Regions from separate parts of the Homo sapiens genome. Here region 1 is linked to region 2. The links are chromatin loops, found by intact Hi-C in ENCODE. Cell type or tissue: IMR-90. All regions are shown on one strand. Links, peaks and the distances in the headings refer to the core of each region. The heading gives the core; the rest is flanking DNA. Region 1 holds the start of TBXAS1 (thromboxane A synthase 1). Region 2 overlaps TBXAS1 (thromboxane A synthase 1).

The links. Hi-C counts contacts between places; a loop is a spot of excess contacts. Peaks named below come from ENCODE experiments on the same cell type or tissue, not always from the same donor. Only the 100,000 strongest peaks of a DNase experiment are listed, where the experiment ranks them.
Region 1: a loop joins it to region 2, with 3 times the contacts of the local background. A loop is called at or near these places in 5 of 110 quality-filtered maps.

The regions. Positions count from the first base shown.
Region 1 is chr7:139,817,924-139,830,448 of GRCh38, reverse strand. It overlaps TBXAS1 (thromboxane A synthase 1), which reads right to left and starts at 1,185. Exons shown (of 13, transcript NM_001061.7): 1 at 970-1,185. The coding sequence starts at 1,058. RefSeq lists an enhancer at 313-1,512. In IMR-90, for the core only: no CTCF peak of the experiment used is centred there; DNase peaks (open chromatin) are centred at 4,408 and 6,398; H3K27ac peaks cover 2,485 bases.
Region 2 is chr7:139,913,772-139,926,296 of GRCh38, reverse strand. All of the region lies in intron 4 of TBXAS1 (thromboxane A synthase 1), which reads right to left. Among named protein-coding and RNA genes, the nearest start is that of TBXAS1, 91 kb to the right of the region's middle. RefSeq lists enhancers at 9,090-9,389, 9,292-10,491, 11,393-12,525. In IMR-90, for the core only: no CTCF peak of the experiment used is centred there; DNase peaks (open chromatin) are centred at 9,646, 10,036, 10,876 and 11,216; H3K27ac peaks cover 2,348 bases.

The DNA.
Region 1 (12,525 bases), core at 4,264-8,263, 92 kb after region 2:
AAACGTGAATTCCACTCTCAGCTATGCAAATTCCAAAAGAATAATACCTCACATTTGCATAATGCTTGATGCTTTTCAAAGTGCTTTCCCAGTTATTAATCTAGAGAAGGCTTTATTACTACTGAAAACATAAATTAAAATTCTGTTCGGACTCCAGTCCTCCATTATTTTTTCCACTCACTTTGCCCTCAAAAGCCAGAGCCATCTAAATCCAGGTGCTTTTGATTGAATGGGTAACTCTAATAAGTTTAACTGACAGGGCGAATATGCATAAATGTAGCATATTATGAGGCCTTCGACCTACAGACACCAGAGTCAGCCTTAGGAAAATTTGCTGTTGAATTAACAAAACCACAGGGGAGCAACTCGGAGTTCAAGTTTGAGATCCTTTCAGGGTCTCAAATTTTGTAGGAGCTGCACACACTATGTTCATCAGAATCCATCTCCCTCTATCAACTATGAGAAATTAGATCTACCACTTTGTCCTTAACCCTACAGAAATCCCCCTCAATGACTTCCTGCAAAGAGGCCCACATTTGCCAAACAGCTCCTACGTCTTGTTTTGTTTTGAATGTAATATGAACCAAGAGGCTGAATTCACTGTAAATCCAACAAGGACAGAGGATTTTAGAAAAATGAGGTGAGGAGATATGACGGGGTTCAAGGAAATGCTTCTACCCAAACCTAATGCCTTTCCAATTTGTTTCTTTTTCCATCTCTTTCAAACTTAATTATGTGTAGCGTTCTCAGTCACTGAATCACCAGCCTTTCCTGACACTTCAATCTCATGCATTTTAGCAAAAGATTAACCTGGCTGTTTGCTTTTAATTCTGAAGCTGTGTTAATACTCACTCCCGCTAGATTAGAAAAGAAGAAAAACACACTCCCACATACCCCGCCATGGCACCAGCAAGGCTCCAGGGTGAGACGGCTGACGCTGTCACAGTCCCTAGGGCTGGCTGCACTTACCATTTCAGGAGGGCCAAGAGAGCCACTGACAGGGCCACCGTCACCATGGGGCCATTCACTTCCAATTTTAGAAACCCCAAGGCTTCCATCATTCCTCTGAGACCCCAGAGTGGTGGTCTTCCAGATGAGACAGGAGGCTGATCTCGCCGCCCTTATGGGAACCGTGCTCTGCAGGTAGAAAAGGGAACAGGCAACCAAGCAAACATCACATGGAGTGGGCCCCCACAATGTGCTCTTTCTCAGAGTGTCTCCCTATAAAGAGGAAGGAAGAGGAGGGCACAACAAAGGGTTTCAGTGTAAAGGAATGAATCAGCAACTTTATTCCTTGATGACTGCACTGTCAATAAACATTTATATTAACTTCCTCAGAGAAGAAAAGCAAACTTCCCCATGTTTGCTGAGAAACAAAATGGTTGTAACCACGGACTTGTACTCTGAGAGGAAGTCTTCAAAGAGAGACTCTTCTCCAAAATGTCTATCTATATCTATCTCTATGTCTATATCTATATCTATATCTACATCCATCTATAATTTTTTAAATTCACAATTAAGTGAAGATACATGTCAAGAGATTCTGAATATCCCAGAAAAATACAGGACCAGACGCCAGCCTGATCAAAATGCTGGCTGCTTTGAGGACAACCATCCCACCAAGTCCATTAGTTGCTGGGTCTGAGGACCTGTCTGAGTGTCTGGCTGTTGGAGCAAAGCAAAGATCCCGATTGGGGTCAGTGTTCTCATGGTGAGTTGGAGGGCTTCTCAAGTGTTTGAAGGCAGATCCGTAGGCTCATATATGGGTCCTTTGTTCTAGCTTTGAGCTTATCTGACTAAAGTGGACAGAGAGATGGAGGGGATCATAGTGGCTGGGTGGCAGGACTAGATTGCAGCTTCAGACAGAGCAGCATCTGGAGGCTTCCATGGTGAATTTTAGCTCCAGATCAACTGCAAGAAAAAACCAGCAATCCCAAAAGGACCCACAGACTCTCTGAAGGAACCAGACTGCTCCTGCAGGACCCAGAAGACACTCCAAATACTGTGAGTGCCCCATTTGCGGAAGTGGGAAAGGGAGACCCTCCTCTCCCAACACAATCCCCCAATATTGAATGGGAGAAATATTCAATGAAATAGCTTAAAGAAAAAATAATTGAAAATTCAGGAAACTTTGGACACACTTTTAGAAATGTGAAATGCTCTGGAAAGTCTCAGCAATAGAATTGAACAAGTAGAAGAAAGAAAATCAGAGCTCAAAGACAAGGTCTTCAAATTAACCCAATTCAACAAAGACAAAGAAAAAAGAATAAGAAAATATGAACAAAGCCTCCAAGAAGTCTGGGATTATGTTAAATGACCAAACCTAAGAATAATTGGTGTTCCTGAGGAAGAAGAGAATTCTAAAAGCTTGGAAAACATATTTGGGGGAAGAATCAAGGAAAACTTCTGCAGCCATCTAGAGACCTAGACATCCAAATACAAGAAGTACAAAGAACACATGGGAAATTCATTGTAAAAAGATCTTTGCCTCAGCACATTGTCATCAGGTTATCCAGAGTTGAGACAAAGGAAAGAATCTTAAGAGCTGTGAGACAGAAGAACCAGGTAACCTGTAAAGGAAAACCAATCAGATGAACAGCAGATTTCTCAGCAGAAAACCTACAAGCTGGAAGGGATTGGGGCCCTGTCTTCCGGCTCCTCAACAAACCAATTATCAGCCAAGAATTTTGTATCCAGTGAAACTAAGCACCATATATGAAGGAAAGATACAGTCATTTTCAGACAAACAAATCCTGAGAGAATTCGTCATTACCAAGCCACCACTACAAGAACTGGTAAAAGGAGTTCTAAATCTTGAAACAAATCCTGGAAACACATCAAAACAGAACCTCTTTAAAGCATAAATCACACAGGACCTATAAAACAAAAATACAAGTTAAAAAACAAAAGCAAAAAACAAACAAAGAAGTACACAGGCAACAAAGAGCCCGATGAATGCAATGGTACCTCACATTTCAATATTAACACTGAATGTAAATGGCCTAAATGCTGCACTTAAAAGATACAGAACTGCAGAATGGATAAGAACTCACCAACTAACTATCTGCTGCCTTCAGGAGACTCACCTGACACATAAGGACTCATGTAAACTTAAAGTAAAGGGGTGGAAAAAGACACTTCATGCAAATGGACACCAAAAGCCAGCAGGGGTAGCTATGGGCTTCCTTTTCTGTGCCCCCACAGGTCTTAGGATGGTCACAGGTACATTTGTTACAGAAGGCTGTGGTCACAGGTGCAGATTCCCTGGAAAGGAGTGAGAGAAAAGACAGGGAGGGCACACAGAAGGCTGCTGCCTTCACCCAGAGAGAAGGGATGCTTGGCTAGAGGAGAGAGGGAGGTGGGAAGAAGTAGATGGACTTGAAATATATTTTGGGGGTGGGTTCATGCTCTGCAGAAGTTCCTGGTGGGGTGCATATGAAAGGGAAGGGGAAAGGAGGACCACACCTGACCCTCAGGTTCCAAACTTGAGCTACAGGTATATCAGGTGCCATTCATTGAAACAGGGAGTCTGGGAAAGGTGAGGTATTGTTGGGAAAATCAAGAATTCTGATTCAGTTTTGTTAAGCCTGAGATGCCCTGGAGACATCTGAGTGGAGGTGTCGAGCCAGAGAGCACTGATGGCTGAAAATATGAATAATAACAATTGATCATGATCATGTCATTTGAGTGCTTACTACACACTAGTTATTCTAGGAGCTTTCCTATGTGTCAACTCATTTAATCCTCATACACACACCTAGCGGGTAAATCTTATGGTTAGCCCCAAGTTACAGAGGAAGAAACTGAGGCATGGGCTGTATGACTCTAAAGCCCATGCTCTTCCTCGAAAGATTATATTCAAACGTGGAAGCCATCAACATAAATTTGGTATTTAAATCCAGGGGAAGAGATGAGTTACAGCCACAAATAAGATAGTGAACCGCACAGGTGCCAAGAACCTTCCTTTCCTTCTGACCATTTGCCCTGCCTCCCTGTTTTTAACAGACGTATTATGAAAATTATTCCTCTGTAGTTCCCTGCTTATTAGTGTCCCTCCATGTCACTCCTACTTAGTGTCCCCCAACTGCACCACCCCATCTGGCTGCTCCTGGCTGCATTTCAAGCCCTTTTAGACTCCCCACCCCTCTCCTTTTTCAGTAGGCTACCTCTCCTTCATCCCATTCCATCGGGATCTGTACTGAGAGGCTAACCCATTCTCTCTCACAAAACAGAGCTTCGTTTTTTCCAGGGGTCACCTGAAATAATCCATGTTCAGCCACAGGAACACTGCAGGATGATGGCCCGGCAGCATGGAGGGGGTGGCATGGAGGGTGACTCATCGTGGTCACGGATTCAGGGAGCGAGCAGTGACTGTGGATAACACTTAACTCAGTGTATGTATAACCAAGATGCTCAGAAAAAAAATATCTTAAAGGATGCCAAGGTGAAATAAACATGAGAATTGCTGGTATAAGCATTGATAAGTAAGTTTATTTACTGCCAGACCTCAGAGACTCTAACCTGCTAATATGCATTGGAAATCTCCAAGAGCACGATGCAGAGAGCTGCATTTCTCAAGTGTATTTTACCACAAAGGCCTCTTCAGGGACATTTATAACATATCCCAGATGTAGTTTTCCAAGGAGAGTGCTTTGAGAAACACTGACCAAGCCTTACTCTTTTTTACAGAGGTGAAAACAGAAACCCAGAAAGGGAAAGTGACCGGTACACTGTCCCATAGTTGTTTAGGGATAGGATCTAGGTCTCCGAAGCCCTTCTCAGGCACTTGATTTAGAACGTGCCCCTCACATCAACCTGTGGACATGGCACTGTGCACCCAGCACAGCTCCCACCCTGCTCATGGAGAGGCTATAGAATGTTGGTGGCCAGCTTGGAGATGTCCAGCTTTCTTGGGGAGTTGCCAGCTCCCCCATGGGCGCTGAGTTAACTGGCTCATTCCTCTAATATTCTTGGAGCCCTTCATATGTGATTTGTGATTTGTAGAAACCATAAATGCCATGGAGACGTTACCACACCCATTCTGTGGCTGCGCAGAGTGGAGACAATACTCTGTGAATTGTGGACAGTAAATTAGCCAGGATGGAGTGGAAGGGAAGAAATGAGAGATGCTCGGGGTTTTTACTGGGACAGTAGCATGATGAAGGATGTATTACAATTTTGGTACCTGTGATGCAATACAGGGACACTGATCAGGGTTTTTCTAGGATGAAGGTCAGACAGTTGCCATATTTCCCGTAATTTCACTATTTTCTGTATATTTTTCTTTTACTAATATGTCTATTAAAAAAAAATCAACTCAGGCTGGGCGCAGTGGCTCATGTCTGTAATCGCAGCATTTTGGGAGGCCGAGGCAGGTGGATCACCAGAGGTTAGGAGTTCAAGACCAGCTGACCAACATGGCAAAACCCTGTCTCTACTAAAAATACAAAAATTTGCCAGGCATGATGGCAGGTGCCTGTAATCCCAGCTACTTTGGAGGCTGAGGCAGGAGAATCATTTGAACCCAGGAGGCAGAGGGTGCAGTGAGCCAAGATCACGCCATTGCACTTCAGCCTGGATGATACGGCAAGACTCTGTCTCAAAAAAAAAAAAAAAAAAGAAAAGGAAAAGAAAAAGAAAGAAAAGAAAAAATCAACTCTACACAACTGTACAGAAAATATCCTATAATCCCAACTCCCACTGACAAACTCTGGTCACAAATTAATTCCTATCCTCTTGTATTTTTCCATGCATGCACAGGCATATGTATATTTTTAGTTTTTATGGAAACAAGATCATCATACCTGTGCCATCCTGCAACTGGTCTTTCTCACTTATTGTATAATGAATATGTTTCCTGTTCATATTTAGAGACATAACGCCGTTTGCTGCTTCAGTCCACTGTACAGACGTGTTGTAATTTGTTTAGCCTATCCTCTGCTAAACAGCATTCGAGTTGTTTCCAAGTTTTCTCAACTTCTAATGAGGCTTCAGTGGACATCCTTGTATATATTATTGTGCCCTTGCATGAGGCTATCTCAAGCGACATTCTTAAAAGTGGAACAGCTGGGCCCAAAGATGTGTGTTTCCAAAATGCTGGTAAGTGCTACCCTGTGTACAGGCAGGACCGACTTTCCGTCTCGAGCCATGCGGGGAGGTGCCCACTTGCCCCACTTTGTAGGGCTCCCCACAGAGCTTTGCTTACCCTGTCTCCACTCACTCCAAGTCTTTTTCCCCCACTCCTACTTCCAGGCAGACATCTCCCCTAGAATTGAGTCAACTGTTTTGACTTCAGACTTGTGTTTCTTTTTAAAGCTTTCACTCCATAAATTCTGTGGTATTTCCTTCATGTTCCCTATGTTTAAAAACTGCCCGTGCAGATGTCTAAGTGGTGCCTTCCTTCTCTGCTGAAGGCTCCCAGCTGCTCTGTGCTAAGCCTGACGTCTCTGGCAAGGACTGAGGCAGAGGCTGAAACAGAGGCTGAAAGAGGTGTCAGCAGGCACATTCTCTTTGCCATGAAGGATGCTGGGTAAAGGGACAATGGAGCTTCCTCAGCACCATACAAGTACCAAGAAATTCTCTAACTTTACTCAGCCTCAGAGCAACCCCAGGAAGTAAGTGACCAATACTTTTCATTCCCAGGTTGATAAAACCGGAGCTCAGAGATGTCCCACGACCACCTGAGGTCATACATGTAACACAACCTAGAGGCCAGGCTCAAGCCCGAATCTTTTGGCTTTACATGCAGTGTTTTTTTCCCACTAAATCTAAGATCACATCTTGGTTTAGAATACTCATAGTTCACCGAGCCAGCCCACGGTTATGATATCGTTTATTCTGATGTTTACCTCCAGGGTGCAGAGTGGCTAGAGGGAAGAAAGAGGACGGGTGGTATGAGCTTGGGGTCTGCTTCACCTCCTTACAAAAGATATTAGGGGCCCTTTGGAAGCATGAAAACCTTGGCTACCCCCAATGCAGTCCAGTCTCTTCAATATGATCCTTTTAGGGACTCTGTTCCATTTCTGAGAGCGGGAGATCAGGTTAGGAGGACTCCTCTGTTCCTTCAGTCCTTCTTCTAGAAAACACTTATTGAATAATCACTGGGGACCTGGCAGTAGATGAGAATCCCAGTGTATAAGCCCCACATCTCTCCAACAAGGAGCTCACCTTCCAGGATAAGGAAATAGACATATAATCACCTAAGTTCCGTCCGTCTTATAGTTATGATGGCACACAAATACATGCAGGGCACAGAGCGGACACAAACAGGAGGACAGGAGATCGGCAAAAGGTTTGAATCTAATGACATTTGAGCTTAGACTGTGCAGATGAATTCACCAAGCAGAAGAGAGTAGGATAGATGTGCTTGTCGGAGGGAGCATGGCTGACGCTTGCTCAAAGGCATGGGAAACTGGGGTGAGTGGGGAGGACGGGGAGATATGCAAGGCACTGCGGGCCATACCAAGAAGTTCATCTTTCATGCTAGGGTCAGGGAAAGCCAGAGCAGGAGGTAAAATTGAGCAGCAACGTGATCAGATTGGCTTCTAGAAATATCACTCAGGAGGCAGATTGGATGCTTTCTACCTGACATGAGGACCAGCCAGGAGGCTGCGGGTCAGCTAGGTGGGGGATGACAGCCTGAATAAGGCAGTGGATGTGGAAATGAGCAAGAGAGGGCTGGTTTTTAAGACCACTAGGAAGGCAGAATCCATAGTATTTGGTTGCTGATTGAGTGTGGGGATGAAGAAGAGGGGGACGTCAAGGATCACCCCTGAATGTCCGGCTCTGTTGAGTGAGCCCATGATAGTGCCATACAGTACGACAGGGACTCGGGGAAGGAAGCAAGTGTTAGGAAGCTATCGTGGCTTCAGTGTTCTGCACGCTGAGCACGAGGCCTCTTGCGGCCCCACAGATTAAGATGCTCGGGAGATGGCCAGATCTGTAGAGGTCAGGAGAAAAATCTGAAGTAGGGAAATAATTTTCATTTTGAGAGCCATTTGCTTGTGGATGGGGCAAAGCCATAGGGATAAAAGTGGGCTACAGAGAACAGGTAGAGTGCTGAGAAGGGAAGCACGGAGTTGAGGGTGGGGGAACCAACACCAAGAAGAGCAGCCTTACAGGGCAATACCAAAGAGATGCCTGGAAAAAGATTCAACAGATATAACCAGAGAGAGAGAGAGAGAAAGAGTATAAGAGAGAGCAAGCAGACAACAGGACCATTAGCTGAGGAACCTTATTTTACTGCTTAAGGATGCAGCTTTTTGTTTTCAAATGACCTGTGTTCAAATCCTACCCCTTCCATACTCTAGCTTAGACAATCTTAGAACCCAAAATGATCTCTCTGAGCCTCGGTTTCTCATTTGTGAAGTGGTGATAACTGTCCACACTGCCTAGGATGGTTGAGAGGAAAATGAATTCCTCGTGTGGCCTGATTAGTGGAGCTCTGGCTCACAGGGAGCACTCAATACACGAGGTCTGTGATTGTTTCCACTGAAGCCACTGGCGGACAGTTGCAGGAAGCAGGAAACGACGTACAGCATTCGTGCCACAGAAAGACCAAGGGAAAGTGGCAATGTGGTCATTACGGCCACCTCCTTCCTGGCTTTGGCAAAGTGGAGGGTGTAGAGAGACAAGACCTAGAGAAAAGGGGGTTTGGACAGAAAGGGCTGATTCTGACGTCCCCCTCCCTCTCTTCGGCCCCATGGCTGAGACGTGGAAGAAGACTCGGGTTTGGACTGGCTAGAAGAGTGGAATTTGCAGGTGCCACTCATTGTGGGTCCCACGGGGAAGAGGAAACATCTCCTGCAGTGGGAGACTTGTGGGAGACAGCAGCCATCTGTGTGTTTCCCCTGCCTGTGATAAGGGCAGAGCTATCGCTCTGCTTCAAGGTTGCTATGGAGATATGGATGGGCTCATAAACAGTTTTAAGGTCTATGTCATATCTTGATTTTGTATTAGTCTTGAGGGCAGGGACCATATTTTATACATCATTGTACAACCACACCACCTATCACATTGCAATCTCATCCACTCACTTGGCTTTTGTTAACATCACAGGCTGTTCACTCCCAAATCTATTCTCTCCAGCCCAATTGTCATTCCTGAGTTTCAGACCAATATATCCAGCTGCCCACTGGACATCCTCTGACAACCAGCCTACAGATGCTACAGACTCGAAAAATCTAAAGCTAGACTCATTGCCGCAGCCTCCTTTCTCCATTAACCTCATCCCATCTCCCCCGTCTCAGTAAATTGTACCTTCCTCCCTTCAGCCCCAAGCCAGAAACTTGGGATCATCCTTGACTTCTCTCAGCCCCCTCATCTCAAAATCCAGTTAGTCAGCAAGCCCTGCTGGTCCTGCCTATGAAGTCTCCCTCATTCTGGTCACTACTCCTTTTATCCATTCATTCTACTTCATTTCGTTGATTCAACAAATGCCTTGGCATCTACTGGGCATGGGAGACTGTTCTAGGCAATGGGAAGACACTAGAACAGTGAACGAGCAAGGTTTCTTAGGGCTTAGATTTAGAGACACCCACCCAAATATCAGCTCCATGGTTTCTCATTAGATTGCAGCCATCTCCTGATTGACCTCTTATTCATTAATCCAAGAATTATTTATTGAATTTGTACAGGGTGCCTGGCACTGTGCTGGGTGCGCATGAAGAATGTAGAAAACACCAGCATGGCTGGGAGGCATTAAGCAGAAGAAAGGGTAGGACTGGCCTACACAGGAGAGATAAGGTAGGGTCAGGACATCTAAGACCCAGTGGACCATGTGAAAAATGCACTACTTCCTTCCAAAAGGAAAGGAAAGCCATTGAAGGGCTTTATGAAGTGGGGTGACTTGATGCTATTTAGGGTAACTGTAACCCGTCTATTTTCATTGTTAAAATTAATACAGACCTCCTCCGATGATAGCCCAACATTGGCGTGTCAACATCAATCAGGTGCCCCCATCACACAGCAGGGGAGTTGAAGCAATGCCACCATTCAGACTTTGGCTGTATGTGTCAGCAGAAGATGAGCAATGAGGTTGTCAACTACAAGTTGCTCTTGATGTTGCTAACCACACATGGCCCATCCTATCTCCTTCTCATTTCAGCCTCTCTATCAATTTATGACACCCATGATCTCAGCTTGTCAGATGTTAGCACTTCCTGAGATGTTGTCAAATCTCTCCCGCCCCTCCTCATGGCTGGATGCGGCTACATGTTGATGACTAGACGTAGTTCTCCTTGCAAAAGTGGAGAGTCAGCAGACGGCTTGACTGCCTTAAGGCAAGTCTTAGAGCTTTCAGGCAAGTTGGTGCCTGGAACAGTCATTTTTCACCTCCTAGTCACTGGGAGTGAGAGTGGGAGCAGGCATAAGGAGACAGACAGCATGCTCAGAAAGCAAAAGTTAGAATCCAGAGTTTGACAGCAAGATCACAAATGGCATTTCAGGCAAGTTGTCAGGACCAGGAAGTCCCACTACAGAGCAAAGGGGGCACTGTGACCCAGGCACAGGCCCAATAATAGAAACTCTCAAGCAGAAGATAATTCGAAGTTCTGGCAGCAGATGCCTCCAAGGAAATATGTCAGCAGGTGGTAGGGCCCCAATCTCCACCTAGTATGGCAATATAGAAATAAGAGCTGAGTTGGGGAGGCTGAGAGTGGTGGCTCATACCTGCAATTCCAGCACTTTAGGAGGCCAAGGCAGGTGGATCACTTGAGGTCAGGAGTTTCAGACCAGCCTGGCCAACATGGTGAAAACCCATCTCTACTAAAAATACAAAAATTAGCCGGGCATGGTGGCGTGCACCTGTAATCCCAGTTACTAGGGAGGCTGAGGCAGGAGAATCGCTTGAACCTGGGAGGCGGAGGTTGCAGTGAGCCAAGATAGTGCCACTGCACTCCAGCCTGGGCGACAGAGTGAGACTGCATCTCAAACAAAAAACAAACAAACAAAAGAAGAGAGTTGGGGGAAAGAATGAATAGCATAAGTGTTGTAATGAGGGGCCCCCAAATCTCAAGAGCTTCACACTACAGAAGTGTGTCTGTCACTCATGTAACAGCCCAAATGTGTGTGTTCAGTAGGCAGCCTTCCATGCAGTGACTCAGGAATTCAGGCTTTTTCCATCTTGTAACCCTGTCGTCCACTGGAACCTCAGATGCCTCTGCTGGATCATCCACAACCAGCTGGCAAGTGGAAAACAGAGAAGATGATATGAGGAAGAATTTTACAGGCCAGGCCTGGAGGTGGTGTACACACTCTTTGGAAACATGACCACCCCTAATTGCAAAGGAGGCTGAGAAATGGAGCCAGCCCAGGAGGAAAAGGAAAGAGGTTTGGAAAGCATATAGCATTCCTGCCACAGGTGGGGTCCCATTCTGGGTATGTCCTCAATTCACCAATTCCTGTATAGGAAACAAGCCACTAGAACAGGCTGGAGGGTGGCAATTGCAGCCCTCTGCTAAAAAGCCAAGGCCCAGTAGCTAGTTCAGGGATCAGGGATGGAGAGGGACTAGCCTCTGAGATGCTGGTATGATGGCATCTGACCCAGTATTCCCAACTCTCTCTCCAGGAGGCTGAGTTGCTACCAGGGGTCTGCTCTACATGTGCCACCAGGAGCCTTCCCCCAGCTCCATGAAGCCATTGGAGCCGTCTATGTGTGGTATTCATCTCACCAGCCCAGCTGGACCCTCTGAGAACGTGGTTTCTACTTGAATCAAGGCTCAATTCTCCACACTCCAATGAACAATGTAAATCAGAAATATTCACTCTGTCTGCAAAGGGGGCACTGCGACCCAGGCACAGGCCCAATAATGGTAAACCCTCAAGTAGAAGATAATCCTAAGTTTTGGCAGCAGCTGCCTCCAAGGGAATATGTCAGCAGGTGGTATGGTACCAGTCTCCACCTAGAATGGCAGTATAGAAATAAGAACTGAGTGAGGGAGGCTGGGCGTGGTGGCTCATACCTATAATCCTAGCACTTTGGGAGGCCAAAGCAGGTGGATCACTTGAGGTCAGGAGTTAGAGAACAGCCTGGCCAACACCTTCGTACCTTGAACATTTAGCCAAGTCCCTGTCTTTACTGATCCTAGTTCCATCCCTGTCTGTACTGGTGGTCTCTGTACTGAACCCCAGTCTGACTTGTACCTGCACCCACCTGAGTTACAACAGGCCCTGTGCCATCCTATACCTTCACCCTCTCCTAACAAGGCAGGCTCCTTTCTGTGCATTTTCAGGACTTAGAGTAGCCACCACCTCCTCAAGGAACCCTCCAGGGCCTCCCAGAGATGATCCATTGTCGATCCGTGTCCTGCCACAGCACCCCAATCCTACTCAGTGAGCTTGCCTCTACCAACACTCTAGATGTAAGCTTTTTGAGAAGAAGAGTTATATCTGGTTCAACAATGTATCCCCAGTGACTGGGAGAATGCCTGCTTGTCACTCAGTAGGTGATCACGAAATGTTTCTGAAATGAATGAATGTACTACTGCCTGTGTTTTAGGTAGCTGCCATCAGGTAACAATGGTGCTC
Region 2 (12,525 bases), core at 7,762-11,761:
CCAGCAAAGAAAAGCCCAGGACACCATGGCTTCACTGCTGAATTTTATCAAACATTTAAAGAAGAATTAATACCAATTCTACTCAAACTATTCCAAAAAAGAGAGGAGAAGGGAATGCTTCCAAAGTCACTCCAGGAGGCCAGCATACCCTAATACCAAAACCAGACAAAGTCACATCAAACAAAACAAAACAAAACAAACAAAAAATCTACAGGCCAATATCCCTGAAGAACACTGATGCAAAAATCGTTAACAAAATACTAGCAAACTGAGTTCAACAATACATTAAAAAGATCAATCATGACCAAGTGGGATTTATCACTGGGATGCAAGCATGGCTCAACATATACAAATCAATCAATGTGATACATCATATCAATGGAATGAAGGACAAAAACCACATAATCATTTCAATTGATGCTAAAAAAGCATTTGATAAAATTCAACGTCCCTTCATAATAAAAATCCTAAAAGGCATAGAAGGAACATCAATCAACATAAAAGCCATTTACAACAGACCCACAGCTAGTATCATACTGAATGGGGAAAAACTGAAAACCTTTCCTCCAAGATCTGGAACATGACAAGGATGCCCACTTTCACCACTGTTATTCAACATAGTACTGGAAGTCCTGGCTAGAGTAATCAGTCAAGAGAATGAAATAAACGTATCCAAATTAGAAAGGAAGAAGTCAAATTATCTTTGTTTGCAGATGATATGATCTTACATTTAGAAAAACCTAAAGACTCCACCGAAAAGCTATTAGATCTCATAAATGAATTCAGTAAAGTTGCAGGGTATAAAGTCAACATACAAAAATCAGTAGCATTTCTATATGCCAACAGTGAACAATCTGAAAAAGAAGCCAAGAAAGCAATCCCATTTACAATAGCCACAAATAAAATGAAATACTTAGGAATTAACTTTACTGAAGAAGTAAAAGATCTCTACAATGAAGACTGTAAAACACTGATACAAGAAATTGAAGATACAAAAAAAATGGAAAGATATTCCATACTCATGAATTGGAAGAATCAATATTGTTAAAATGTCCATATTACCTAAAACAATCTACAGATTCAATGCAATCTCTATGTGACATTCCTCACAGAAATAGAAAAAACAATCCTAAAATATGTATGGAAACACAAAAGACCCAAAATAGCCAAAGCCATCCTGAGCAAAATGAACAAAACTGGAGGAATCACAATCCTTGACTTCTAATTATATGACAGAGCTATAGTAACTAAAATAGCATGGCTCTAGCATAAAACCAGACACATAGACCAATGGAATAGAAGAGAAAACCCACAAACAAATCTATACATCTACAGTGAACTCATTTTCACAAAGGTGCCAAGAAGAAATATTGAGAAAAGGACAGTCTCTTCAATAAATGGTGCTGGAAAAAGTGGATATCCATATGAAGAATGATGAAACTAGACCCCTATCTCTCACCATATACAAAAATTGAATCAAAATGGATTAAAGACTTAAATCTGAGTCCTCAAACTATGAAATTACTAAAAGAAAACACTTGAGAAAATATCTAGGACATTGAACTGGGCAAAGATTTCTTGAGTAATACCCCACAAGCACAGGCAACCAACGCAAAAATGGACGATTGAGATTGCATCAAGTTAAAAAACTTCTGCACAGCAAAGGAAACAATCAGCAAAGTGAAGAGACAAGCCACAGACTGGGAGGAAGTATTTGCAAACTACCCATCTGGCAAGGGAATAATAACCAGAATATGTAAGGAGCTCAAACAACTCTGCAGGAAAAAAACCTAATAATCCTATTAAAAAAACATGCAAAAGATGTGAATCGACAGTTTAAAAAAAAAAGACATACAAATGGCAAACAGGCATATGAAAAGGTACTCAACATCACTGGTCATCAGAGAAATGCAAATCAAAACTACAATGAGATATCATCTCACCCCATTTAAAATGGCTTATATCCAAAAGACAGGCAATAACACAAGCTGCCAAGGATGTGGAGAAAAGGGAACCCACATACACTGTTGGTGCAAATGTAAATTAGGACAATCACTATGGAGAACAGTTTGGAGGCGCCTCAAAAAACTAAAAAAACTAAAAATAGAGCTACCATATGATCCAGTAATCCCACTGCTAGGTATATACCCCAAAGAAAGGAAATCAGTATATCAAAGAGATATCTGCACACCCATGTTTATTGCAGCACTATTCACAAGAGCCAAATTTGGAAGCACCTAAGTGTCCATTAACAGACAACTGCATAAAGAAAACGTGGTACATATATACAATGGGAGTACAATTCAGCCATAAAAAAGAATAAAAGCCTGCCATTTGCAACAACATGGATAGAGCTGGAGGTCATTTTGTTAAACGAAATAAGCCAGGCACAGAAGGACAAAATTGGCATGTTCTCACTTATTTGTAGGAGCTAAAAAGTAAAACAATTGAACTCATGGAGATAGTAGAATGATGGTTACCAGAGGCTGGGAAGAGTAGTGAAAGAGTGTCGAGGGAGGTGGGGATGGTTAATGGGTGGAAAAAAATAGAAAAAGTGAATAAGACCTAGTATTTGGTGACTATAGTCAATAATAATTTAATTGCAGGTTTTAAAATAACCGAAAGATCAGCACCATAAGACAGGGCAAAAAAATAAATGATTATAATTGGATTGTTTGTAACACAAAGAAAGGAAAAATGCTTGAGATGGTGGATTCCCCATTTACCCTGATGTGATTATTATACATTGCATGCATGTATCATGCATGCATGATACATGCATGTATCAAAATATTTCATATACCCCATAAATGTATACACCTACTATATACTCACAAAAATTAAACATTTTAAAAATTGACAAGCTGATTCCTGTAAACAGATATATGGAACCAAAAGAACTAGAATAACCACGAGAATTTATACCGCCATCTCTCTCTGTTTCTCTCTCTTGCGTCTCTCTCTCTCTCTCGGACAGGGTCTCGCTCTGTTGCTCAAGCTGAAGTGCAGTGGCAGAATCATGGCTCACTACAACCTACGCCTCCTGGGCTTAAGCAATTTTCTTACCTCAGCCTTCTGAGTAGCTGGGACTACAGGCATGCGCCACCATGCCTGGCTAATTATATATATATATATTTGTTTAGTAGAGACTGGGTCTTGGTTTGTTACCCAGGCTGGTCTCAAACTCCTGGCCTCAAACAATTCCCCCACCTTGGCCTTCCCAAAATTATAGGCGTTAGCCACCGTGCCTGGCCACACTGCCATCTTTCAAGATCAATGATAAAGCTATGCTATTTAAGAGAGTGTGATATTGGTGCAAGGATAAACAAAAAGACCAATGAAATGGGACAGAGTCCAGAAGTAGACTCACACATATGATCTCTTGATTTATGACAAAGGTGCTATTCAAGGGGGAATGGGTGGTCTTTTCAACAATGGTACTGGGGCAATTGGATATTAATACAGAGAAAAAAAATCAGCTTTGATCCATACTTCACTCTATACACAAAAGTTAACTGGAGATAGATCATAGTCCCAATAGTGAGAGGTAGAACCATAATGATTCCAAGAGAATATCTTTGTGACCTTGTATATAAGGCAAGAGTTCTTAAAGAGAATACCAAAAGCAATACCACAAAAGAAGATTTTGATAAATTGGACTTTATTATCAAAGGATATTATTAAGAAAATAACACACAAACCATGGACTGGGAGAAGATATTCACAACACATTTATCTGACAAAAGACTCAAGGCAGAACATGCAAAGAAAAACAAGTCAATCAGAAAAAGTCAAACACCTTAAAATAAAAGTGGGGGAGGGGGCAAAGACTCAACAGGCACGTTGTTAAAAAGGAGACTATTCAAATGGCCAGAGAGCATATGAAAAAGTTCTCGGCTGGGCGCGGTGGCTCACGCCTATAATCCCAGCACTTTGGGAGGTGAAGGTGGGCAGATCACCTGAGGTCAGGAATTCGAGACCAACCTGACCAACATGCAGAAACTCCGTCTCTGCTAAAAATACAAAAATTAGCCGGGCATGGTGGCACATGTCCGTAATCCCAGCTTCACGGGAGGCTGAGGCAGGAGAATCGCTTGAACCCAGGAGGCAGAGGTTGTAGTGAGCTGAGATCACACCATTGCACTCCAGCCTGGGCAACAAGAGCAAAACTCCATCTCGGGGAAAAAAAAAAAAAAAGAAAAAGAAAAAGTTCTCAATGACATGGTCACCAGATAAATACAAATTAAAACTGTGGTGAGATACCACTACTACCCAGCCCCTGGAATAGTTACAGTGAAAAATAATGGCAAGATGAAAGTGCTGGCTAAGGCTGGAACAACTAGAACTCCACTTTATGGGAGTATAGATTGGCTCAACCCCTTTGGAAAACTGTTTGGCAGTATGTACAAAAACCCACCATGCACCTACTCTCGTGGGCTAGCGATGCTGCTCCTAGGTGTTCATAAATGCCTGTTGATATAACAACCTAATTCATAATAGCAAAAAACTGGAAACCTATATGTTTATTGACAGAGGAATAGATTGTGGTGTTTCTATACATTGGAATGCTACATAGCAATGAAAAATGCAAACTATGTTCACGATCTTGCTCTGTCCCCAGGCTGCAGTGCAGTGGCACGATCATAGCTCACTATAGCCTCAAATTCCTGGGCTCAAGGCATCCTCTTCCCTCAGTCTCCTGAGTACCTGGGACCACAGGCACACACCACGGGGCCTGGCTAATTTAAAAATTTTTTTTTGTAGAGACAGGGGTCTCACTTTGTTGCCCAGGCCAGTCTCGAACTCCTGGGCTCAAGCAATCTTCCTGCCTCAGCCTCCCAAAGTGCAAAATTACAGGACTGAGCCACCACACCTGGCTATATTAATCTAAATACGTGGTATGGATGACTCTTACAGACATTATGTTGAGCAAAAGATGCCAGAACAAAAGGATACATACTGTAAGTTTACATTTACATGAAGTTCAACAGCAGGAAAAGAGAAATCTATACAAATTGATGTCAGAGGAGTGGTTTCCTCTGGATGGTAGGGATGGGTTGACTGAGAAGAGGCATGAGGGAACCCTCTGGAGTGTTGGAAATGTTTGTGTCTTGATCTGGGTGGTGTCACATAGGGGAATACATAGACAATAATACATTGAGCTTTACACTCAAGGTTTGTGTATGGAAGTGACTTCAATTTAAAAAAATACTAAGGAATAATAAACATTTAATTTCGACAGACTTGAATGCTGGATGAACACTAACAAGACGAAAATCAACAGATGTAACTACAAGGTTTCATATTTAGGTTTAAAATTTGGTTGTTCAGTGCATGTGATGGAAGCAACCTGACCTGCAAAAAGTCGCATTAAAAAGATCTGGGAACCTTCATTGAGCACACGCTTGTCGGGCTGTATTGGGGTATCATCGTCAGGAACAGAGGAGGTCTGTCCTACTGCACTCATGGGAGCAGTGCCTGGTCTCAGGAAGGAGTGTCCTACTGTGATGTGTAATGAAGTTAGACCTCATCAGCCAAACAATGGTTTTCAGACAGTGGTCACATTTTAAGAGAGGTGTTAAGAGCTGACAGGAATCCTTTGGCCCTGTTTTAATTTGGGTTTTTAATCTCAAGCTGGTAACTGGGGTTGCCGCCCTTTGATGACCACACGTTGCGGGTGGATTGCAGTTTCTCTCTCACAGGCTCACGTTAGGCTGCTTGACTTGGGATGATCACACTGCCTTCCTTGGCATCTCTTGCAAGTGTCCTCTGAGACCAGGTTAAAAACTTCCTTTTTTAACATGGATCCCATTAGGATATCAAAGGGTGACATTTGTGGTCATGTCTCCTCCTTCAAAGGGTGGCCCCTTTTAGGGCCTATGGGCCCTTTGTTTCCCATTTCTAAAAGAGGCAGGAAGGAGAAGGTGAGCAGAGAAAGTGAAAAGTCATTAGAGGGGTGACAACAGGTAAGAGAGGAAAGTGTGGTTTAACTTTGCCCCTTCTGCCCCTCTTCAAAGGCTAGATTAGTGCTGGCAGCCAGAGGGGGACAGAAAACCCAGCAGAGGGACCCCTCGTTGTCTTTACTTGCTCTGCTTCAAATAGCCATGCCTTGGGCATTTAGGAAGATGTGGATGAACCCCACACAGAATGTGTCAAGACCACAGTCTCTGACCCTCCCTGGCCATCCCACAGCAGGAGCTGAATGGCTGCTAGCTTCAATGATCTTGAGCTGGGTTTGCTGCACTTTATGTTTAGGGCTGTACAAGCTCTGCTCTGAATGGTGTCTGTGATTATGCTGTGAATAATGATGGAGCAACTACTGTGTGCCAGGTGCTGTACTGGGACTGGAACTATCAAGACAAAGAATGGAGGGTGGGAGTGGGGTGGCCTATATCACCAATACTTGTCCATCTTACAGCAAACACAGTACTTTTCATATTATTTCATCAACTCTTGGGTCATTCTCCAGCAATTAGGAAACACTGCCCTGAGGAGCAGGTTATTGAAGAAAACCAACACCTCGGCATTCCATGGGTGCATGAAGACAGCAGCCACTTACTGAAGGTTTCTCATGCACCAGCCCAGTGATTCTCGACTGGCCTGGTAAAGCCACACAAGAACCACTGGCTCCTTCCAGAGTGTTGCAAATGCATGGAATGCATTTCTGCTGTAACCGGGTTCATGTATTATCGGGAGAAAGGGATGAAAGGCATGATAGAATATGAAGCTATAGCCACAAATGTTTTCTTGTGTTCTGGAACATGCAAGAAATGGACTCAAGATCTAGATGATCTCTGGGATGACTTGACAGATGATCAACAGTTCTGAAACAGCCACACAAGGCTGAGAGGCCAGCTGAACAGAGCGAGGTGCTTCTAAGGACTCCAAGAGATAGTGTTATACCTCAGTGGTTGTAATGTGAGTACAGAGAGCCAACTTGTTTATGCCAACTAGTCTGCAAAAATATTAATATCAAAAAGAGGACCACGGTCACAAAGACTAGGTACCACTGTTACAAACGTTGTTTCTAATTCTCACACAACCAGGCACAGATGAGGACAGCCATCGTGCAACTTGTCCCCTTCCCACCTGGAGACGTGAAAGACCTGGCACTGTCCCCTCATTATATTATAATCAACTGAGACTCAAGAATTCTGTCACTTGTATAACCCCAAATTCTATACTTGAGGCCATTGTCAATTTATATCTATTGCTATCTGGCTGTACAAAGATTTGAACCAAATAGGGCTTATATTTTGGTGGTTTGAAATAGTAAAGGTGTCCCTTTTACTAAAAATAGAGTATAAAAAAATTAAAATGTAAAAAAAAAATACCAAAAATGAAAACAGTAGTGGTCTTACTCTTCTACATGTCAGTTTTCATTCATTCCCTCTGCTGGTAGAAGGTGGCCATAGATTTGACATCATCTTCGCTCTCTCTGTGGGAGAGTGTGACTGGCCTGAGAGAATGGCCTCCGGGTGAGGTTGTGAGATGTGTCCACAGCTCGAGGGGTCAGCTCAGGGGCATGTGGTGGCTAAAAACAAATTTGGGCTCTATCTGCCTAGTCAGCTTCAGCTGCTGGAAAGGGGCCTCTTCTAATTATGGCAGTCCTGCCTGACGGAGTTCCAGCATTTTATCCACTGGGGAGGAGGAGGAAGCCAGGCGCTTGGAACTGTGCTTCTATCAGCCCCAAAGCTGACAGTGAGGGCCCCTCCTGAGCGGGGAAGGGAATCTGGGGGCTTGTTAACTCTTATCTTTGCAGGAAACTCTCCAACAGATCTCAGCAGAGTTTCTGGCCAGAAGCAGTGTTCAAGAAGGACAAGGGTGTTCCTGATATTGCACTTGACATGCTTGGCTGCGAGAATAAATTTTCCTGAGGGGGCCTAAGAGGGGCTTGTTCCTTGTACCTGAAGCTCCAAGTGGCTCTATGGGACGCTGGTGGGACTCCGTGGCTCCCTGTGGCTGCCAACGGTCACGTGAACTGGGCACCAAACAGACCTTAGGGATTAGCTAGTCTAATGTATTTTACACAGGAGGAAATTGAGAATCAGGAGGTTAAAGGATTGTCTGAAGGCCACACAACTAATAAGAGGTAGCAAATCTGGAATCTGATTTCATTTCTTTAAACTAAAATCAAAGACATTTCACCATACTACTGAGCTATGGCTTAGAAGAGGGAAAATGGGAAGAAGAAAGGGAATGTCATAAGAAGGAGATTGGGGCGGAGAAAGACAGGGAGGATCAGGACTTAGTCACTTGATTTCCATGGAATGTTCTGGAATATATCCATTGAGAGATAAGAATTGATTTTATGGTTTATTTCTCTATTCTCATGCCTAAATTGTAGATATTAATCTCCTGGTTTACACACTTATTTCTACTTCTGCCACGACAAAAGTTAGGGAAATATGGCATAAATATCAGAGCAAGCTTTTACTAATTTCTTTTTGTTAAAAAAATATATAAAGATAGCTTCCTGCTGAACCAAGAGTCTAGTAAGACACAAAAATATGAAATCATTTTCAACAAGGTCTTGAAATTTTAGAAAAATCTCTGCAAGGCAGAGAGAAGTACATTTGAGCATTGAGAATCAACACCACTTAACACTATTCCTGTGTTCCCAAGGCATCACAAGACACTCAGTACTTTTAAAGATGTTAGAATTAAAACTTAGCTACCATGTTGGAAACGAAGCTCAGTGTGTTGTACTGATTAAATGTAATGCCATGGATCTGGCTTTTCTAGGACTTAGCCATGTCCAGACATTAGAAAAGCAGGTGAAATGGGAGACCTGCAGGGGACAGGCATCCCATTGCGACTGTCACCTGGGAATTCCAATGGGGCAGCCCATCCTGCAACAGGAAGCTTCCAGTTCAGATTGGAGGGTTTCCTATGCACAGCAAAGACCTTTCGCCATACCACTGGGCTATGGCTTAGAAGAGGGGGAAATTAAAAGAAGAAAGTGGGTGTTATAAGAAGAAGATTGCGGCAGAGAAGGAGACGGAGGTCACATAAAACAAAGAGGCCTCAAAATAGAGACGGGGGCAGGCAAATGAGGTTGCACACCTGTGTTTCTGGTTTCACTGCCCTCTGTAGTCTGTTTGTGCTTTCAGGAAGAACTTCTCCCTTGCTCAGAGCTGTAGACCCGTAATGTGAGTTGACCTTTCTCAAGAAATGCACAGCTAAAAAAAGTTGGCAAGGTTTGACTGAAGCCATGAGAGCTTCCCTAGGTCATGCATGGCAACCACTCTCACAAGTAAAATCTTGATGCACATGTTTGAACATCTGAGTGTCTTCATTTACTCAATGTTTGATTTAAGAGAAAGAGAACCAGGAACTCCAGGTGAACAGTTTTCAAAAACTGTCAGTGGTTACAGGTGTAGGAATGAGTTCAAGGGGGGCGGTTTTATGGCAAGTCTGCCAAGGGCCCCTCTCTCCTCAATGGATGCCAGCAGGCGGGTCCCTGTGGCCCCCGCACAAGGGCGTCTGACTCACCTGTAGCCCTGAATTGAGCTTTCCTTGCCAATTAGCTCTGCAATGAGCCAACATACTCTTTTCTTCCTTCGATAGGAGGCTGCTGCAGATACAGAGGACAGGAAGGTTTCCAGTGACTAATTTGCCTATAACTTTAGTCATCTTCACCAATGCCAAGGAGTTTGTGGTTTCACAGTGACTCATCCTGCAATGTTCACAGCTGTGTGGAGAGCGAGTGAAGCAGCCCCTGAGAGGCTGAACCTGGGGCAGCCAGGGTGCCGGGTATTGATGGTTCGGGATAAAACCACCCACCACGTCCATCACATGGCTTTGGACGTGACTCTTGTGTGTCAGTGGTGTGGCTCGACCTGTGCCTGGAGAGGTGACCTCTGTGTTGCTCATGAGGACCTGAGAGATGGCACTCCATACTGCCACTCCAGACCAGAACCCACATCTCCAAAGCACTAGGCTTAGTGTTTTGACACATCCCTGACATGCCTATCTGACCAGACCAAGCTAACATGGGCCAAAGACTGGCTTACCTCTTATCACCCTTCCCACAGCTCCCTAACTCTAGGCCTTGATAGGAGGCCAAGAACAAGAAGTTCTGCCTCTGGTTGTGACCATTTCTGCTGAGTCATGTGGACTCAGCTCCATTTTCCACAGATATTTAAAAAAGAGCTGCCCTATGGTTTCATTAGGTACCGTACCTGACAGCAAAGAAGAGCTCATTGAAAATATCTAAATAGAAACATCCGAGTCCTGATGTACCAGGACGACTGAGCTTCTATAAGTGCCAAGAAGATTGATTTGGGTTTAATGATAAGCTGTGGTTGCACCATCATGGAGCAGTTTCAGGAAGCACTGAGGACATTGATAGAGACCTACAAGGTCCACGTGGAAAATGAGCAAGATGAAGCAGAGACATTGCACAGACTCCAGAGGCCCAAAAACTGTGAATGGGAAAGCATGACATTAAGAACTGCCGCTCCGGATCCAACCCACAGTCTGCTCCAGCCAGTGTTCTGGAGTTTGGAAAAGAATATTTCACAGGATGATATTTGAATTCACACATTTGTTCAATGTTGTTGTATGTCAGGGAGCTCCCTGTTGCATCACCCCCACCTCCAGTGAATATGCTCTATGGATCCCTCATGGGATGCTTACGGCTCATGTCAAATTTCAGAGCTAAATCCAGCTTCCCAAATCAGGGCCCTTCTCCACCAGGCTGTCCAGGGACAAAACTCAACGTAACTCAAGCCTGAATTTGTGAGCAGACATGGGCTCTCCCTGTTGGAGAATGAGAGCATGCATTATTTAAATTCCTTTTCACTTAATTTATCAAACTAATATGCCGAGGTATTTTCTGTATCACAAGGGACCGTTTGGTAGCAGCCTGCATGGAGTAAGCATTTAATGTTTACCGAGTGAATGTATAATAAAGCTGAATTGCTGAACGCTTAAGTAAACATGGCCTATTAGAGGGAAGGCAACGTGGTGTCAGTAAGGAGAAATCACGTCTCACTAATCTCCTTGAGTTCTTTGAGCAGATAAATAAGCATATGGATAAGAGGGAACCACAGAACCCAATTTAATTTGACTTTCAAAAACCTGTGAGAAAATCCCACTTTAAAGACTGTTTTTTAAAAAATTGAGTCACTAAGGGTTGTTTTACCATCGATATGGAATTGGCTTAAAGACCATAAACAAAGCTACACATAAGTGGATGCATTCCCAGATGGAAAACTATAAACACTGGGATTTCCTGGAGATCTTATCTATGATGGGTCTTTTTACGTGTTTGTGAATGACCGAGACGAAGAAGACTATATTGCAACTCCAGGTTCAAGTAATACCTCATTCTTCTGGGAGGAATGTCAAGTTGATGGAAATTCCATTCAGTTGGAACAAGAATATATTGGATGCTGAAGAGTCAATATGTGTTTATGTCATGGGGTTTAAAAAAAATACAAGATACAGTTCTTGGCCTTAAAGAGCTAATAATCAAGCTAGAGTGAAAGCCATATCCTCCTTCACTGTAAATACTGGAAGGCACAAGGGGATCAACTGTGACAACGAGTGACACACATGGTGAGCGCTGCCAGAGTTCAGGGAAGGGGAAAAGTGCATGTGGATGGAGGCAGGGAAGGCTTCCTGGAGGAGGCAGTATCTGAGGAGTGTCTTGAAGAACAGCAAGAGTTTGGATGGGTGTGGAAGAGGTGGAGGGTTTTCTTGTGAGAAGCAGTAATGTGTCACCTGCCAAGTACTGTGTAGAGGGAGAGGTTATATGCATGATCCCATGTGGCTTTATGACAGCCCAGTAAGGTGGATCATATCCCCCAACTCCAGGCCTTGAGAGGAGGCCAAGAATAAGAAGTTCTGCCACTGGTTGTGACCATTTCTGCTGAGTCATGTTGATTCAGCTCCACTTTCCATGGATATTTTTAAAAAGAGCTGCCCCAGCTCTTTTTTAAGTTAAGAAATGTGGCCAGGTACAGTGGCTCAGGGCTATAATCCCAACAATTTGGGAGGCCAAGGTGAGAGGATCACCTGAGGCCAGGAGCTCGAGACTAACCTTGGCGACATAGTAAGACCCCCATCTCTGCCAAATTTTTTTTTTTTAAAATTAGCCAGGCATGGTGGCACACACATGCAGTCCCAGCTACCTAGGAGGCTGAGGTGGGAGGATCACTTGGGCCCAGGAGTTTGAGGCTGCAGTGAGCTCTGATCACACCACTGAACTCCAGCCTGGGTGACAGAGCAAGACCGTGTCTCCAAAAAAAAAAAAAAAAAGATATGTGCTCAAGCTCACGTCATAATCAATATGAGCCCCACTGTTACACTGCCTTCAATTCTGAGGCAGTGTCAGCGTGAGCAAGGCAGAGGTCAGGTCTCTCCAGAGCAGGTGAGGGTGAGCAGGGAGAGGCTGGAGTGACGATTTGTATTGGGGAGCAGTGAGAGACAGGGTGGAGCACACACAATGGATCTAAGACACAAGGGCCCTTAAATATCGTCTAGGGAACTTGAACTTAGTCCTGAAGGCTTAATCCT